Regions from separate parts of the Homo sapiens genome. Here all the other regions are linked to region 2. Evidence: chromatin contacts called from ENCODE Hi-C or POLR2A ChIA-PET data. All regions are on one chromosome and are shown on one strand. Each heading gives the region's core, a stretch centred on a gene start or an enhancer-like site at or near the end of the contact. The rest is flanking DNA. Distances are from core to core; before and after follow the strand shown. Region 1 holds the start of PTGES2-DT (PTGES2 divergent transcript). Region 2 holds the start of DOLK (dolichol kinase). Region 3 holds the start of NAIF1 (nuclear apoptosis inducing factor 1).

Region 1 (4,129 bases), core at 1-2,500, 820 kb before region 2:
CTATTTTACACAAAAGAATACAGAGGGTTCGGAGACTTCAGACCAAGTCACTCGCCCAAGGTCACAAGCAGGCAGAGGCAACTCCTGACCCTGCGGGTTCCCAGGAGTCCCGAGTTCGGCGCTGATCAGCATCCCCATCCCCGGCCGGGCCAGGCCTTACCTGCGCGGCTGAGCGCTCTGCGTGGAGGTCCTGGGCGCGCAGGTGCCACCGCGCCGTGTGGTACAGCCCCAGGGCTCCCCCCAGGGCCAGCGCCGCAGCTCCCAGCAGCCGCGGGCTCCCCTTACGAGCTGCAGCCACGGGGCTCGGGCCGCCCGCCGCCCCCGCGAAGCCAGCCCGGCTCTGCGTGGGTAGCAGCGGCTGGGGGCGGCCTCCCAGCCTCCAGGCCAAGGCGCACCCACCAGGCCACAGCGCCCGCACCACCCGCGCAGCCGGGTCCATGTTCGCTCCGCCGGCGCCGCGGGCGGGCGCGCGAAACGAAGACGCCGAGGCACGCGCGGCGTTTAAAGGGCCAGGACTCTGGCGCCCCGCGGGTTGGCCGGGGTGAGGGCGACGCTAAGGGAACCCTCAGCGCTCTCGGGACTGGGCGTGTGCCCGGCGCCCAAGTTCGAAACGCCCGCCAGAGCCGCAGAGGCCCGCTCGGGAACGTTTGCAGACCGTTCCATGCTTCCGCCTCCAAAGGCTCTTGGGTAGTGACCCGGCCGACTGCAGGGGGGCGAACGTCTCCTCGCCCCACCTTGACCGCCTAAAGGGCGGCGTGGCCGTCTGTAACACGTACTTGCCCACCTCTCTTACGGGCGCCCATTCAAAACAACTCCAGCCCTTCCTAGAGTCAGTACAGGCGCCGCGACTTCCGGCCACTGAAAGCCCCGGAAACGACCCGACCCGGCACCAGGTGTTGCGGTTCTCTCTGCCCTCCCGCCTCATTGTCCGCTTCCTACTGTGACCCGAACCATAAAATTTTCCCGAACCCGAAGGGGCCTTGGAAACCACGTGTCTCTGATTTCGCCCACGCGAAGCGGCCGGCCCGCCGACCCCGAGATTTCCAGGGAGAGGATGGCAAAGTGGGGTGCCAGGCTGCTCGGTCCTTCTGCTGGGCTCCCCCGCCCTAGCTGAAGCCCGGAGCCTCCACCGCATAGGCGTCTCCGCGGACAGCCCCGGGATGGCCCCGCCCGGCGCCCGAGAGGGGGCGGGACTCGCAGAGTGGGCGGGGAGAGGGGCGGGGCGAGGGGGGAGCTCTGAGTCCCGGCTCTGCTGCTCCGCCGCGTCCCACTCTTCTCGCTCCGCTTTCGCCCCGCATCTTCCACCTTCCTTCCAGTCCTTGCGGCGACCGAGCCCGCAGTGTCAGTCCCCAGCGGGGACCTGAGTATGCCGGTGAAGACGAGAGCGGAAGGCGAGGACGACGGCTTCGGGGAAGCGGGTGACCCGAGGAGACTGCTGGAGCGACCTTGGCGTTTCCGGGGGTGCCTTCCCGGGAAGGGGAATCGGGATGTTGGCTTCGAAGGGACCGAAGGGCCCACCTCGACCCGCCCCGAGTGGGTTTGGAGTTGTAGGTGCTGTCTCGGATGCAGGGCGAGCACCCGCGAGCGGGTAACCAGTCCCGTGAGAGCTGCAGGTCCCCAGCCCCGTTTTACAGATAGGGAAACTGAGGCAGCTGCTGGGACACTCGCCCATATGGGTTTTGCTCCACCCACTTCCTTCAGCCACTTTACAGACCAGGAGTTGAGGGACTGCTCGAGCTTAGAGTGTTTAGGGGTGGTTGAGGGTGACCCCCATGTTCTGTGCTCTACTCTATCCCTATCCAGGCCTTCTCCCAGCGCCACTCTCACGCTCCTGCTTGCTAGCTCCTGCTTGCTAGCTCCTGCTCCTCCCAGCTTCATCCTCCTCCTGTTTACATTAATTGCTCCTGATCTTCCACACTCTTGATTTTCCGGATTCTAACTCCATCAAAATGTAACTTGATGTGTTCAGGCCCCGGGGACACCTAGGCACTTGAGGGGGGCGGGTCCGTGTTTGGCCTGCTGGGCTTAGTAGGAGGGTCTGGCCCGGGGCGGGGAGCGCGATGCTCTGCTGGGTCAGCATCTCCAGCCACCTGGCTTTGCTGGTGTGGCCTCGCAGCCTTGCCAAATGTGAGCAGCTTACAGAGCAACCAGTTGCACGTGCTTAAGCTGCCGAGGTGACACAGGGCGCTGTAGGGTCCAGCCCCACAGGGTCGGTAGGTCTCTCCCTGTGTGCGGCGACGAGAGAGTGTAGAAATAAAGACACAAGACAAAGAGACGAGAAAAGGCAGCTGGGCCCGGGGGACCACTACCACCAATGCGCGGAGACCGGTAGTGGCCCCGAATGTCTGGCTGCACTGTTATTTATTGGATACAAGGCAGAAGGGGCAGGGTAAAGAATGTCAGTCACCTCCAATGATAGGTAAGGTCACGTGGGTCACGTGTCCACTGGACAGGGGGCCCTTCCCTGCCTGGCAGCGGAGGCAGAGAGGGAGAGGAGACAAAGAGAAAGACAGCTTACGCCATTATTTCTGCATATCAGGGACTATTAGTATTTTCACTAATTGACTACTGCTATCTGGAAGGCAGAGCCAGGTGTACAGGATGGAACATGAAGGCGGACTAGGAGCGTGACCACTGAAGCACAGCATCACAGGGAGACAGGCCTCCAGATAACTGCGGGCGAGCCTGACTGATGTCAGGCCCTCCACAAGAGGTGGAGGAGCAGAGTCTTCTCTAAACTCCCCCGGGGAAAGGGAGACCCCCACCCTCCCTTTCCCGGTCTGCTAAGTAGCAGGTGTTGTTCCTTGACACCTTTTGCTACTGCTGGACCATGATCCGCCTGGTAACGGGCGTCTTCCCAGATGCTGGCGTCACCGCTAGACCAAGGAGCCCTCTGGTGGCCCTGTGTGGGCATAACAGAAGGCTCGCACTCTTGTCTTCTGGTCACACCTCACTATGTCCCCTCAGCTCCTATCTCTGTATGGCCTGGTTTTTCCTAGGCTATGATTATAGAGCGAGGATTATCATAATATTGGAATAAAAAGTAATTGCTACAAACTAATGATTAATGATAGTCATATATAATCATATCTAAGATCTATATCTGGTATAACTATTCTTGTTTTATATTTTATTATACTGGAAGAGCTCGTGTCCTCTGTCTCTTGCCTCGGTGCCTGGGTGGCTTGCCGCCCACACACAAAAAAGATAAATGTTTGAGGTGATGAAGATCTTAATTTCCTTGATTTGATCATTACATGTTTCATACAGGTATCAAAGTATCACATGTACCCCCAAAGTATGTACAACTATGATATATCATAAATAAATGAATAAATAAATAATAAAAGACAGAAGCCTGACCATGCTATGTTCAATCCACAGCTACGCCCCTCACTGTGCACCTGATCTCCCCATCTCACGCCAGTTCCTGAGAGACAGGACAGAGAACAGGGGCAGGGCTGCCCTGCCCTAACCACTGGTCTTCAGTTAGTTATCCTGGCAATACTTCCAAGGTGCCCTGCCCTGGTGCCCCCCACACTTGAGATAGCCCCGTCCTATCCCCCCACCCTGCAGGTGGGTCTGTGCAGAGGTGAGGTCACTGCTCCAAACCTCAATGGAGGGCACTGGGGCAGGTGTGCGCCATCCGTCACTGCACCCAAGGCCGTACACCATGCAAGCAGTCCTTCTCCCTTTTCCACGTGGAGGCTTGTGCATCTGGGGACAGATTTCAGAATTTAGGATACCCTAGTCCCCTCTTCAGGGCTTTGTCACCCACCTTTCATGTCCATAAAGCAGCAGAGCTTCTGTGGCCATGTCTCAGTACGTTTGATCCAGCATCAGCAAAGAAAGCCCAGTCTTTTGAAAGCCAGTGGTTGCAGTAGGCACATCCTCTCCAAGCCTATGCTCCCCAAGGTAGAGGTTAGCTATTTCTTGCCAAGTATGAATGCTGATTTCCAATGGCCATTAGGGAATAGAACCCCCCACCCCAGGGAAGCAAAGCCACCCTCTTCCTCCTCCCCCTCACTCAGCTCCCATTATTGGCCTGCCTAAGGAGCACCTCTGGGCTCTCCTAAAAGAAGAAAAGCCACTGTGTCCTTGCAAGTCGCACCTTTGTCCCTTAGTTCCA
Region 2 (4,080 bases), core at 1,074-3,573:
CGGGAGATCGAGACCAGCCTGACCAACATGGAGAAACCCTGTCTCTACTCAAAATACAAAATTAGCTGGGCATGGTGGCGCATGCCTGTAATCCCAGCTACTCAGGAGGCTGGGACAGGAGAATCGCTTGAACCTGGGAGGTGGAGGTTGCGGTGAGCCGAGATCGCGCCATTGCACTCCAACCTGGGCAACAAGAGCAAAACTGTCTCAAAAAAAAATAAAAAAAAAAATATATCAGCAAAACTAGAACTAGGAGAGCTTTGCTTTTTATTTTAAATCTGAATCAACTGAAAAATCAAATCTGCTTTTCACACCTTGGCTCTTCATGCCCAAGTAGCTGTCTGCTGTGGGGACTGTTCACCCTCCCCATGTCTGTTTCCTCCGTCACTGCTGCTGCACTGTAACAGCTAGGCCATCAGCAATATCAGGAGGTAGAGAGGCAGAAGGAGATTGTCTATCTGTGTAGTGTATGCTTCCAGGAGGGACACAGTGCTGATGGACCCCAAAATCCAAGCATAACTGTAGTTTAGGTCCACTCCACTGTCAAAGATTAAGATCAGAGCTACAGAAATGATCTGCGCAAATATAGATGTCATGGTCCCCTCAAAAGTCTTTTTGGTTCCAGGCCAGCGGATCTCCCCCATGGTGCTACCGAAGATGGAGGCCACAGTATCACCCACACCCACAGCCAGGACACCGGCATAGGGGACGAGGGCCCTGGCTCCTCCCAGGCTACCCTTCTGTGTGCAGGGTCTGGGGATCAGCCAGATGGGAAGAGACATGCCCAGGAGCAGGTAGATGTGTGTCAGAATGAGTGGTCCACTGTCTCGTTCATCCAGAAAAAGGGACAGGAAGCTCCGTAGAGTGTGACCCAAAGGCTTGATGCGGAAGTAGCGCACATACTCCAGGAAGATGAAGACCGCCAGGCATACAGTGGCGGCTACATAGAGCAGTGGCCGGTCAAAGATGATACCTGGGATGTAGGTGGCTACCACAATGAGGTGGAAATACTTTCGGGCGATGGTGGGGGCCTGGTGCTTCTTGGACTCGGAAGATGACCGCTTGGCATTCTGGTACAGCACCACCAGGCAGGCCAAGGTGGCCAGCAGAGACCAATAGGCTAGGAGGTAGATGCGGGTGTCTGTCTGGAAGAGAAACTGAAGAAGCCAGAGCAGGGGATTCCTGCGGATGAGCCGGTGCAGCCAGGGTAGGACCACACCAAGGCTCAGCACACAGGTCATGAGGTGGAAGAAGATGGAGGAGGCCCAGGTGCCTGAGTCCATGAAGACAAACAGAGTGCTGAAGAAAATGCCCATGAGTACCATCCCTACTACCACCACCAGCAGGAAGAAGTCCACTGGGTCCCCCTGACTTTCCACCAGTGTCAGAGAGCGCTTGATGAGCTGGTTGAGGACAAAGCTAATGCCACCCAATACCAGCAGTGCCTCACCAGGGGTGAAGCAGCGGGGCAGCAGGTACAGCAGGATCATGTTGAGATAAACGAAGATCAGAAGGACTTCCAGGACTTCGATCACCTCCCCCACGCTCAACGAGTGCTTCATGATATAAATGATAACACCTCCAGCCAAGCCCAAGATGACACAAGTGTTGGTTGGCACTGGGCGAGTGATGCCGAGCGCCAACACTGATGAGAAGAGGGCCACTGCCATGCCAGTGGCTGCCACCACAATGCCAAAACGCTCAAAGAACGGGTTCCCAGCAGTCTGGCACCGCTCCTTCATGACTAGTCCAAGCAAAGGCATGACCATGGAGGCGGGCAATAGGCCACTGTTTGCGGACATTCGGAACTGGAAGACGGCGCTTCCCTGCTGTAGCAGCCGGTCCCACTTGTATTGGACGTAGAAGGCCTGCACTGCGAGGGCCACGGCGCACCACGAGTATCGGTCCCATACGGTTGCGTGGATGCTCAGCACCACTGCAAACACTACTGCCGCCTCTGCCAGCACCGATCCACTCAGCGGAGCCCCAGGCCCCGGGGCCGGAGATGGGCACTCTCGGGTCATATCTCTAGACCTGGGGCTTCACGGAGGCCGGGGCGACTACGGACGCCCTAGACTTCGGGCCCCTCAGCCCCGTCAAGCAGAGGGAGGCACTTTCACCCGGCCAGCAACCTTCTCCCTCCGTTCTCCAGCAGCGAGGAGGGAACTCCACCGCAGGTCACTTCTGCGGCCTGGGAGCTGGCGCCCGGCCACCCCCCACAGCCTCCAACCTACGGCGTAGACGTCGCCACTCTGCAGCCTTCCTCACAGTTACAGCCGCCCCCGCTGCCGGCTCCTCACCTCTTTGGGCCTCGCCATCTTGGCACCGCCCCGCGGCAACGTCACGTGACGAAATCCCCGCCCACGCTCCGGGTCCGGGGGCGAGCGGTCACGTGGGCATGGCGTCTGGGGGCGGGGTTAGGGCGAGCGGGCGCGCGAAGATGGCGGCGGCCGCCGGCGGGCCGTGTGTGAGGTGCGGAGCGGGTCGAATGGACCGGGGTGGCTGTGAAGCGCGGTGTCAAAGCCGAGCGGAAGCGGGGCGGGAATTGGAGGCGGGATGTGGCGACAGTGGCAGGGCCAACCCCGGCTGGATGGACGGGCACCGAGACGGGAGGCGGTTACGTCCAAACGGTCCCCGCGCGCGGGGATCTGAAGAGTCTTCTTCAGGAGGGGGGCCGGCTCTTCACCCCTTCCCTCCGCGCTCGGCCTCCCATCTCCTCACCCAGGGCCCTTTGCCTTCCTCCTCTCTCACCTCCGACGCGTCTCTTGGCGCCCCACCCGCGCTTCCTTCTCCGGCCGTGACGCTCCCTCGAGCCACGGGGAGCTTTGCGGTCTCCTGGGGTACCCCCCACCCACGTCCCTGCTGCAGGCTCCCAGTGTCCTGCCCCGGCGTCGAGTGCGCCCTGCTGGCTCCCCGACCTCTCCCGCGATCTGTTCTTGTTAGGATTTTGTTTCGCGTTGAGCGGAGCCACGCTTGCGGCTTCTGTCCTCTCCGCGCCTCGTATCGTTCTTTTCTTGCACTGAATCAAGTCAGCCAGCATGTCCAAATCCTCCAAGAGATTTCAGGGATTGAACTAGGCTTTAGGGACAAGAAGATGAAATATTATATACGAAAACTACAATTCTGACAAAGTGCTTTCTAGCGTCAGACCCTGGTGGAGCGCTTCCCAGGAGTTATCTCATTCAATTCTCGCAACTCCGAGAGGCGCCTTCTATTTCACAGATGACTCAGAAGTCCGGCTCAGAGCTAGCCAAGTGATAAAGAGAGCCTTCAAGCTGAAGTCTGCGTACCTCCAGTGCTATAACCAGACCACCACGCCTCCTTCTGTCTTCCACATTGCAGCTCGAAGGTCTTCGTTCTTCCCACCACCCTCCCTCAAAGTTAAACATCCCCGTCTCTTATCCTTCCCTGTGCCAGCAGTGTTTTCCCCACTTTTTTTTTTTTTTTTTTTTTTTTTTTTTTTTGAGACGGAGTCTCGCTCTGTCGCCCAGGCTGGAGTGCAATGGCACGATCTCGGCTCACTGCAAGCTCTGTCTCCCGGGTTCATGCCATTCTCCTGCCTCAGCCTCCCAAGTAGCTGGGGATACAGGCACCCGCCACAACGCCTGGCTAATTTTTTGTATTTTCAGTAGAGACAGGGTTTCACTGTGTTAGCCAGGATGGTCTCGATCTTCTGACCTCATGATCCGCCCGCCTCGACCTCCCAAAGTGCTGGGATTACAGGCATGAGCCACCGTGCCCGGCCCTAACAATATTATTATATAACAAGATTACTTTCCAAAAATTTAACAAATCGTTTTGTATATTGAGATTTTTTGCTTTTAGAGAGCAGACAAAATGGCTATGAGGCAGTGTACAAGTTTGTATGATCAGAAAGAGCAAAATTACCTCTGTTCTCTCATTTTGCAGGAGCAGTAGAGAACTGTGGACTATTCTGCTTGGAAGGTCAGCTCTGAGAGAGCTGGTAAGTGGTGGTGTTCTTGAGTGGGTTCTCTGGGTTCTTTGTGTAGCTTTTGTTACCAAAAAAAACCTTTTTTTAAATGTAGGAAGTAAACACATTTATTTATTTAGAGACAGAGT
Region 3 (3,872 bases), core at 417-2,916, 880 kb before region 2:
ACTCGCACATCCACCCAACTCCCCCAACCCCCACTGAGAATCACTGAATGATCCAGCTCACGGTCATCACAAACGAGCAGAGGTAACAGGGCACAAACTCTTCTTTGAACTAAAAAATCCAACCAAAGTTAGTTCTGTTGTCATTCCTGAGAACCACGGAAAGGATCCTGGCTGGGCTGTATGGGCCTCCGCGCATGTGGGAGAGGTCAAGCTCCTCCACCCTTCAACGCCAATGTCAGCTATGTGTCCTTATGCCACCAAGAAGCCCCCTTCCTCTTCCGGGGCCTGAGGTTTTCCCAACTGATGGCGAAGCTATTCCTATATGTGTCATCTCTGTCCTACTAGAACATAACTGGCCTGTATTTTAGACAACTTGGTAATCCCAGTGCCCAGCACAGGGTTTGGTACAGAATAAGTGCTAATGTTTGATGAATGAATGAATGAATGAATGGAGTAGATTAACACCAGGAACCATGAGGCTCCTGAGCAGCACCTGATGAAAGATCCCCCACACTGAAAACAGAATCCAGAATCGTTGTCTCACTTGGGCAGTATTATTCCCATCAATTTTTTCAACAAATATGGCCTGGCTGTCTACTACAAGCCGGGCCCTGTGAAAAGTCCTGTGGGGATACAGACACGGTCTCTTGTTTTCAAGGACCACCCAGTTCGGCAAGTGGAGGTAAGTCATGGACAAACATGGTGGCAATGCTCAGTGGCGAGCTATCCAGCACGTCAGAAGTCCAGCCCACGTGCTGAGGAAGTCCCAAAGAGAGCAAGATCACTTCTGTCTGGGTGCTGCTCTTGGAAGGCCTCATGGTCTTCCAAGACCCCCATCTGACCTCTGACCCTTGGCAGCCAACCTTCCCCAGGCCACCCCAGAGCTTGCTGGCCCTTCCCACTTATGCACGCCGCCTGGGCAGGAGAGGTCACTCACTCTGTGTCAGGGTGACCGTGGCTGCGGCTGCGGTGGCCGAGGGTCCGAGGGCCACAGGGTGGATCTCTGTGGTGCTGGGCAGGCTGATGATGGTGGCCTCGCCCAGCAGGTTGCAGATACGTTGTTGCATGGGGGTCAGCAGCACTGGGGCTACAGCTGGGCCACCGCCACCACTGCCACCGCCTGTCCCAGGCCCCCCAGCTCCGTCCTCCTCAGTGGGCCCCGGCGCCTCACCACCCTCCACGGCGGCCCGGACCTGGGCAACCTTGCGACGGACCTCGGTCTTGAGGTCAGACCACTTCTTCTTGACCTCAGGCAGCTCTCTGCGGCAGGTGGCCACGGCGTTGACCCTTCTCAGGATGCCGTGCCAGGCCGCACTCTTGGCGGCCAGGGGTACCCCGGCGTTGAAGTGGTTCACCAGCAGGTGCTTCTTCAGCTCCAGCTCCTCCACGATGATCTCCACCTCCCGCTCTGAGAAGTTCATCTTCCTTTTCTTGGCTGGGACGGCCATGGCCTCTCCCCTCCCCTCTTTTTAAAGAAATTATAATCCCCTCAAGCGCCCCAATTCCCCTTCTCTTCTTCCTCAGCCTCGCCCCTCACCCACCCCCTACAGGGGATAGGCCAGGCTTGCTCGAGGCCAAGCACTAGGCCTTTGGTAACCCCCCTCGCTACGCAAAGTGCGTAGGGCCCAGCCCCGACCGGCCCGGCCGCTGCCAGCCAGCAGCGTAATGGCTTCCTGAATCTGCCTCTTCCGCCGAGGTGTGCGGAGATCCGCCCACTTCCCCTCTTCCCGCCTCCCAGCGCTTCTCCGGGAAAACCGGCCTTCCCGGTTGGTAGCTGCTCAAATATCACGTCGATCACTGGTTCTTTCGATCTGTCGCTCAGCTAAAGAGCACGCCTGCTTACTGTAATTCGCCTGATCATTGGTCTAAAATTGTGTCCGTCGCCCAGAGGGCCCCGCCCACCTAACCTTTATTCACTTCCATTGGAAAATCATTCTGTCGTTCAATTGTCAGTATTACGACTATTAAGCCGTTAAATTCAGCTATTTTATTGGTGGTTTAGGGAGTTAGATTACCAAAACCCTGCTTCCTGAGGATACTTAGTGCTTTCGGCCGTGACCCATGGGTCAATTAACTTTTAATTCCTCCCACCGGCACAAACTCTGCCTCGCAACTGCAGTTCACAAATGCTCTCACACAAATCCTGTTTCCCACTGGAGGCTACGATCTCTCCGTACACTACCGCTCCTCCCATCCTTAAGATCCCGCAGTCTAAACAGAGTTAGTTCATCAATGGAAACTGGACACGGGGCCTTCCGCCTGCCAATCACATTACTCATGCCTATCGCTGCGTGATTTTCTCTCTCTTGGCCCCCGGCTCAGCCAATCCCCGCCTCCCTCAGTTTGAATCGGCCCCAGGCGGAGCCGGGTGACCCCGCCCACCCCATTGATCCGGGTAGTCCGTGGCGCGTGGGCTGTCCTTAGACAGGCTCCGCCCCTCCCTCCTCCCCATCCGAGCCTGTGACTGGCCTTCGGTGCGCCCGGGCGTGGCCGGCGAAGCGGGGCGCGGAGGGGCGGGGCTCCCGGAAGCCGCCCCTTCCGCCAGCTTGCCGGCGTCTCCGAGCCCGCGCTCCCAGCTGCAGAGCGCCTGGCTTGCCTCCCGCGCGGTCACCGCCGGCCCGCCGCCCCCGCTCCCGCCCGCGCCCGGAGCCCCTGCCTCGCGCCCGATGGTGAGCAGTGTGTTGTGCCGCTGTGTGGCCTCCCCGCCGCCGGACGCCGCCGCCACCGCCGCCTCTTCGTCTGCCTCATCGCCGGCGTCCGTGGGGGACCCCTGCGGCGGCGCTATCTGCGGGGGCCCGGACCACCGGCTGCGCCTGTGGAGACTCTTTCAGACGCTCGACGTCAACCGGGACGGCGGCCTGTGTGTCAACGACCTGGCGGTGGGGCTGCGGCGCCTGGGACTGCACCGCACCGAGGGCGAGCTCCAGGTAGGCTGCGCGCGTCCTCAGCACTGGCGGGGAGGGAGCCCCTCGAGGGCCGGGTGACAGGTCTCGGGGGACGGCCCCTTGGGCTGGGCGGAACCCCCACTGTCCAGAGGAAGGGTGCCCCCTGACTCACTGAGGGACACCCCACTTATGCCCTGGTGGGAGCGGGGCTCCTTCCTGACTTCTTTGGGTGCTTGAGCCGGGTTCTTCGTGGACACAGGTGGGCATCCTATGGGCTTTCTGATGGGCGAAAAGCCCTTTCTTGCCCAGAGTAGAAGGCCAGGTCTCAGGAGTGTGCCTTTGTCACCTCCTGACCTCAAGGCCAAGCTGGACGCTCCCTTCACCCAAGGATGGGTTCATCCATCAGTCCCCAGCAGCACCCCCTCCTTTCCCTCTCGTTTCCATGCCAGCCGTGGGCCCTGATCTGGTTCCTCTCAGGAACATGTGGGAGTTGAAAAAAAAATTGGTATTGGGGTTTCAGGCTGATCCGTGTGGACGTTGGCGGCGAAGACTGACAGTTCTCATGGTTTAGGCTCATCTCCATTGCCCTGTTTATCCAGAAAATGGGATCGTGATCCCCGCGGGGTTGGAGTGTGGACGGAGTGAAAGAATCCGGGGGAAATTTTTTTTCTAAAAGTCAAAGCGAGATTGTTACTATTGTGGGCTCTTGGCCGAGGTGTGGGCATAGGGGCGCAGAGAAATGGTCATCCCTGGGCCTGCCAGGAAGAGAAGTGCTGGCCTTTCTGTATGAGAACCTCAGAGCAGAGGCTGTTTCTTTCCCTTCTGTCTCTTCCCCCTTCAGTCTGACTTGGCGGGTGTAGCTGCCATTTTCCCAAGTATTTCATTTACTGTAGCTTAGCCTGATTTACAGCCTGGAATAGGACTCCTGAGTACTTTACCTAAGAACCTGTTTCACTGCTGAGTTAGTTTGGTCCATTTGTACACATG

Evidence for each region. A loop is a pair of places that touch in the nucleus more often than their neighbours do. ChIA-PET counts read pairs that join two places held with the same protein, here RNA polymerase II (POLR2A). Pooled maps may share reads with other maps.
Region 1: a pooled map shows a loop between it and region 2 (9-fold over the local background). The contact joins the promoter of PTGES2-DT here to the promoter of DOLK in region 2. A Hi-C loop is called at or near these places in 8 of 50 pooled maps. POLR2A ChIA-PET finds 5 or more read pairs at or near these places in 3 of 52 experiments (GM10248, activated CD4-positive, alpha-beta T cell and naive thymus-derived CD4-positive, alpha-beta T cell).
Region 3: a pooled map shows a loop between it and region 2 (12-fold over the local background). The contact joins the promoter of NAIF1 here to the promoter of DOLK in region 2. A Hi-C loop is called at or near these places in 1 of 37 single-sample maps with no recorded cell type and 7 of 50 pooled maps. POLR2A ChIA-PET finds 5 or more read pairs at or near these places in 1 of 52 experiments (activated T-cell).

Annotation. Positions count from the first base shown.
Region 1 is chr9:128,127,279-128,131,407 of GRCh38, forward strand. PTGES2-DT (PTGES2 divergent transcript) reads left to right here and starts at 1,251. Exons shown (of 1, transcript NR_024425.1): 1 at 1,251-3,356. PTGES2 (prostaglandin E synthase 2) reads right to left here and starts at 451. Exons shown (of 7, transcript NM_025072.7): 1 at 161-451. The coding sequence starts at 439. RefSeq lists enhancers at 1-51, 692-811 and silencers at 192-481, 1,122-1,321, 1,352-1,461.
Region 2 is chr9:128,945,280-128,949,359 of GRCh38, forward strand. It overlaps DOLK (dolichol kinase), which reads right to left and starts at 2,324. Exons shown (of 1, transcript NM_014908.4): 1 at 251-2,324. The coding sequence starts at 2,024. The coding sequence ends at 408. It overlaps NUP188 (nucleoporin 188), which reads left to right and starts at 2,420. Exons shown (of 44, transcript NM_015354.3): 1 at 2,420-2,472; 2 at 3,910-3,964. The coding sequence starts at 2,441. RefSeq lists enhancers at 1,084-1,646, 1,647-2,208, 2,070-2,139, 2,209-2,770, 2,490-2,539.
Region 3 is chr9:128,065,654-128,069,525 of GRCh38, forward strand. It overlaps NAIF1 (nuclear apoptosis inducing factor 1), which reads right to left and starts at 1,667. Exons shown (of 2, transcript NM_197956.4): 1 at 938-1,667. The coding sequence starts at 1,448. SLC25A25 (solute carrier family 25 member 25) reads left to right here and starts at 2,579. Exons shown (of 11, transcript NM_001330988.2): 1 at 2,579-2,927. The coding sequence starts at 2,667. RefSeq lists enhancers at 1,526-1,855, 3,606-3,685 and a silencer at 2,306-2,875.